Linked DNA regions of Mus musculus: region 1 is linked to region 2. A link is a loop called in an ENCODE intact Hi-C map of the cell type or tissue named here. Cell type or tissue: gastrocnemius. All regions are shown on one strand. Links, peaks and the distances in the headings refer to the core of each region. The heading gives the core; the rest is flanking DNA.

The links. Hi-C counts contacts between places; a loop is a spot of excess contacts. Peaks named below come from ENCODE experiments on the same cell type or tissue, not always from the same donor. Only the 100,000 strongest peaks of a DNase experiment are listed, where the experiment ranks them.
Region 1: it touches region 2 in a loop (17-fold over the local background); 2 of 42 quality-filtered maps call a loop at or near these places.

Annotation. Positions count from the first base shown.
Region 1 is chr16:14,700,018-14,702,939 of GRCm38, reverse strand. No RefSeq gene overlaps it. Among named protein-coding and RNA genes, the nearest start is that of Snai2, 4.4 kb to the left of the region's middle. In gastrocnemius, for the core only: a CTCF peak has its summit at 1,399 (motif pointing left); no DNase peak of the experiment used is centred there.
Region 2 is chr16:15,841,894-15,844,801 of GRCm38, reverse strand. Prkdc (protein kinase, DNA activated, catalytic polypeptide) reads right to left here. Exons shown (of 86, transcript NM_011159.2): 86 at 2,563-2,908. The coding sequence ends at 2,827. Among named protein-coding and RNA genes, the nearest start is that of Mzt2, 20 kb to the left of the region's middle. In gastrocnemius, for the core only: no CTCF peak of the experiment used is centred there; a DNase peak (open chromatin) is centred at 1,360.

The DNA of each region.
Region 1 (2,922 bases), core at 177-2,676, 1.1 Mb after region 2:
TTCTTTCTTTCTTTCTTTCTTTCTTTCTTTCTCTTTCTTTCTTCCTTTCTTCCTTCCTTCCTTTCTTTCCAGAGAAGACATGGTCATATTCTTTCAGCAGAGAAATGTCTTGGTTGGAATAGTTGGTATTTATACTATACACATGTAGGTCTTCACATATATAGAAAGATAGTGGATGGAAGCTGTCTGTTATGTTAAGAAAATGAAGTCAATCTATTTCCAAGTGAAATACCTAGGCCATGAAAAAATAGGATATCCCATATAGTGCTGGGCCCATCCCTAAAGTGAACCATAGTTCTTTGGAGGCACAGCACATGGCAGGATCATTAATACCTGTTGTGAAGAACGTGAATTGATGAAAAGTCATTGGGTTAGTCAGTAGTATCTGTACACTACTACAAAATACTATTAATTTTAAAATATGCTGGATAGGAACAAATTTTTATAATATTAACTGGAGCTTCGTTGACAGTGGTATAATTTCCTTTGTGGGTTTGTGCATGTTTATATATCTATATGAATTTAGACATATTTTCACTCCTTATTTTTAATTCAACTCAGTCTCTGAAAAAGTAAACTATCCCTTAAAATTATAGAAGTAACATTTCCTACACATACTAATTGACTTTACATTTAACTAGATAAATATTCTCTAGCATAAAAGGCAAATTTAGCAGAATCCTATGGCCATGCAGTATTCTGCTTATATACTTCGAATTGTATATTGAAGACTGTCGTTGCAATATGGAAAAAAATTACACACACACACACACACACACACACACACACACGAAAAGAGAGAAAGACAGAAAAAGAGATCATGTTTTCCCGTCGTTAAAGCTGGGCAGGTGTGTGTGCATGTGTGTGTGTGCGCATGCTTGCACCTATTGAATTTGGAATAAAAACAGTACCAATGAAAATGATGTCGGGATGCCATCCCCTGGTTAGGGATTTTTATCATTTCTTATGTATTCACTAGACAGACCCTTCCTTATCTACTAACTTTCTCTGTCTCTCAGAAGTGAGCAGGAATGCTACTCGTTGAGTAAATATCTGCACATTTGGTCAGCACTATTCGAGATATTTTAAATAGGAAGTCTTCTTTAACCTGAGAAAAAAATTTAATAGGGTGCTTTCTGCTACTCATCTGTATTTAACCTCTTTTTCCTCTTGTAGAATTTGAGTTTCCTTTCCTGCTGGGTAGAGACAATGTGAATAGTCCTTCACCTCGAGTTCACCTCTTTAGTGCTTGGTTTATACTTCTGCAGAGTAATAATGATGCTATCTATCCAATGAACAAGAAAGACTGGAAAATGTTATACCTGCCTGTATTTTATACACGGGCTCAGAGATACGTGGTTGCAAAGAGACACCTACTGGTCAGCTTTGGAAGTGATAGAGTTTTCTTTTCTTTTCTCTAACTTCTTGACAACATCTGCCACCTAGTGGAAAATAGGTTAACACGACTGTACATTAAACATCCTAATTTTTTAATCACTTCAATTTTAAATAAACTTAATTGTTTTAAATTTATTGGTATGTTCTTAACTTTAAAACTTACAATGTGACATTGCACCACAAGTTACAGTTACTTTATAAGTGAACATAGTTTTGGCATGATCAGACATTAGAAATATTTTTATTTTTAATTTTGAGTCAGCTTCTCACTATATAACCTCTGGCTGGCTTTGGATACTATGCACACATCCATCCCAAATCTAGAAGTGGATGAAGTAATAGACACAGAGTTGTTTTCAACCCTTATGCCTTTTCCAGCTTAGCTCGGCTCCAATACAGTGCTGTAATATAGAACCGGACAACACTCAGTTCTATAGGATCATATGATCATGGATAATGCTAAGAATAGCCTCTTTTTGAGTAAAGATTTACTTTTTAAAAAACTTTTGTATCTGCATGAAAGTATGTGCTCTTACGTACAGGTGTCGGTGGAGGTCAGAAGAGAGTGACAAGTTCTCTAGAGCTGGAGTTATAGAGATTTGTGAGTCACCCAACATGGATATTGGAGCAGAACTTAGGTCTTCTGTAAGAATAAAAAGTTCTGTAAGCAACTGATCCTTCTCTGCAGTCCCAGATGGTTAGTGTGAGCTTGCCAAGATACCACACATTTTTATATGCATTATTTCAGTGACCATCTCTCAAATTGTTAATCCTATAAAATATTGTTAATCCTATAAAATATTGTCCTTGTTTTTAGAAGAAAAAATAAAGTCACAAATTGTCTTTATCAAATTACACTGATATTAAACAGTGAGTATACTTTATTCATTCCTTGATATTTTCATAAATATATCTTCATCTTATTCACCCTCCATTTCTTCTCTCCAACTCATCCATAACACATCTCCTTCCTGACCTCATTTCCTTTTTGGTTTTCATTTATTTGTTCATGGTTTTTTTTTCTTTAAATCCATGGAGTTCAATTACTTCTACCCATTTGTGTGGCCATCCACTCGGGAATATGGAGCCAACTGGTTATTTCTAAAGAAAAGTGACTTTTGCTGTCCCTAGTAAAGATCATTTCTCCATAAACGCCTTCCATACTAAAATTTTAAGTGGCTTGGTCTTGTAGAGGTTTCATGCAGGTAACCATAGCTACTGTGGGGCATGTATGCTACTTTTTGTGTAAAAATTTACTTTTATTTGTTTTTATTTACTAGGAAGTAGTATGGTCTTTTGTACTATCTTCATCTTCTCAGAAATTTATATTTGTATACTTTCAATACACTTTACTAGAGGATTCTATGCCAAATCATATATGTGAGTTAAACAAATGAAGGATCAACAAGACAAAGAAAGACTCAGATTTTACCTTGAAAAAACAATGGCTAAAGATAATTTGTTACTAAACCTTTGGTTTCTTTACACTTTGTATTTTCTTACACTGAATGGCTTGAAGACATA
Region 2 (2,908 bases), core at 409-2,908:
AACAGCAATGGCTTGTGCTGTAAGATCGAGAATTGACAAATGGGACCTAATGAAACTCCAAAGTTTCTGCAAGGCAAAAGACACCGTCAATAAGACAAAAAGACCACCAACAGATTGGGAAAGGATCTTTACCTATCCTAAATCAGATAGGGGACTAATATCCAACATATATAAAGAACTCAAGAAGGTGGACTTCAGAATATCAAATAACCCCATTAAAAAATGGGGCTCAGAACTGAACAAAGAATTCTCACCTGAGGAATACCGAATGGCAGAGAAGCACTTGAAAAAATGGTCAGACACTATCTTAAAGTGAAAGGATGAGCAAAGGTATTCCATGCTAAGGAAACCAGGATTTGAAGCCAAATAGACTTAAAGCATAACTTATCAGAGATAAAGGTCTTTTCATACTGAATTGTTGGGAGCCGCCCCCACATTCGCCGTCACAAGATGGCGCTGACATCCTGTGTTCTAAGTGGTAAACAAATAATCTGCGCATGTGCCAAGAGTAATTTTCCACTACATGTACTCTGCCTTTACTCGGCCATGGGCTGCAGCCAATCAGGGAGTGATGCGTCCTAGGCGAAGGATAATTCTCCTTAAAAGGGGACGGGGTTTCCGCCATTCTCTCTCTTGCTTGCGCTTTTGCGCTCTGCGCTCTGGCGCTCTGGCGCGCTGGCGCTCTGGCTCCTAAAGATGTAAGCGGGGGGCCTTTCGTTTTTGGGGCTTGGGGCTTGCGCTCCTGGCTCCTAAAGATGTAAGCAATAAAGTTTTGCCGCAGAAGATTCTGGTTTGTTGTGTTCTTCCTGGCCGGTCGTGAGAACGCGTTTAAGACTGAATCAAGAACATATATGCACAAAACTTAGTGTACTCAATTTCGTAAAACAAATGCTATTTTAGACATAAAGATTAACCCTAACACAGAAATAGGTGACTCAAATACCACACTTACACTAAGGAACAGGTTGTTCTAACAGCAATAAAAACAACAAAATATGCAGCTCTGGAAACTTAGCAGAGCACACAGACACACACATAAATTTGAAATGCCAACAGAGTAGGATGCTTCTGCCAGACCTGATGATCTGAGTTTGATCCGTGGGATTGACATACTTCCAATGTGGGTTAAAAATGGGGTCCCGTGTCGAGCCGTGTGGAGCCCAGGGCTCGGGCCACTGCATGAAGCAGGACACGGGAAGTCTGACTGCTTGGACCCCACACAGCCGCCGCTGGGCTGGGTGTCGGGCTGTGAGAAGCCGCAGGACCCCGCTCCTGAGACCTGGAAGCTAAGTCTGGGGTCCCCGAAGAACTGCCAGAATTGGCTCGGGGTCCCTGGGCCTGCATGGAGGCTGAGGATGGCAGGTTCTAGCTCTTGGACACCGCTGATGCCATCACAGAAGAGCTGAGAACAGAGTGGGGGTCCTTGGGCAGGCTCTGGCCTGGGGCCAAAGGTTAAAGGGCAGGAGGTGAGAACTCTGGCTGGTGATGAGGAGAGTCCTTAGCTTGTTCAAGTGGCTTGCTCAGTGGGTGGCTTGGTGGTGGTGGAAGTAGCTGGGTACACAGGGAGGCCTCCTTTGGGAGGTTAGGCTCCGCTCCTTAGTGGAAGACCTGCTCCATTGCAGCATGGTGAATCTTGATGAGAAGAGACAGTCCATGGTTTTCAGGCATTTATTGTAGAAAGGCAGAGAGAGGGAGAGAGTAGAGAAGTAGAGGCCGGCTATGGCCACGTGGAGAGAGGGAGAAGGGAATGTGGACAGAGAGGGGGAACAAGGGAGCAAGGGGCTAGAGTAAGAGCAAGAGAGTAAGAGAGGGAGGAGGGGGCACACAGCCCCCCCGCCCCCCCCTTTTTTTTTGGTTTTTCGAGACATGGTTTCTCTGTGTAGCCCTGGCTGTCCTGGAACTCACTCTGTAGACAAGGCTGGCCTTGAACTCAGAAATCCGCCTGCCTCTGCCTCCAGTGCTGGGATTAAAGGTATATGCCACCACGCCCAGCTTTTTTTTTTTTTTTTTTTTTTTGCACAGCCCCTTTTATAGTGGGCTGGCCTACCTGGATGTTGCCAGGTAACTGTAGGGAGGAACATACCTGGCTATTGCCAGGTAACTGTGGGGGTGGAATGCAGACAGCCTGTGTGACTGATGGCCACAGAATTATGGAGCTGGGGCCTCCTGTCAGGAGCCTAGTGTCTGGGAGCATGTGGCAAACTTCCTTCCGTCCCTTGAAGACTAATCTGCTGGGTCTCTGGGGTTTAAACCTAGCTCGACCAGAAAACAGGCTGCCTTTCAAGGTCCCACAGACATAGATAGACACACACATGCACACACAAATCTGAGATGCAAACAGGGTAGAATGCTTCTGCCTGATGATCTGAATTTGATCATGGGATCAAATCATCATGGGATGTACATACTTCCACACATGTACCATGATGCACAAACACCCACCTCACCCAACAACAGAACACAGGGAGAAATGATCAAGAGCAGAGCAGAAATTAAAGAAATAAAATTGAAAGAAATGCAAAGAAATCAGTGAAATTAAGAGCTGATTCTTTGAAACAAGGAAGAAATATTTGTCATATTCTTTATTTTTTACATGTGTGGAGGTCAAAGGACAACTTCCTGGAGTTGGTTCACTGCCTCCAATATGGGTTTCTGGGATTGAAGTTAGTTAGGCCATTAGCATTGGTAACAAATGCCTTTATCTGACCATCTCGCCAGCACCATAAAGTAGATTTCCTCTGTCTGTCAGAAATATACTGCTGTCAGCGAAGGTCTAGGAGGTCCTCTCGGAGACAGAATGCTTTATGATTGGTGACACCACAGACTTTACATCCAGGGCTCCCATCCTTCCCAAGTCCTGCCAAGGATATTGGGGTCTGTGGCCTGGTCCACCAAGCACTTCACTTGA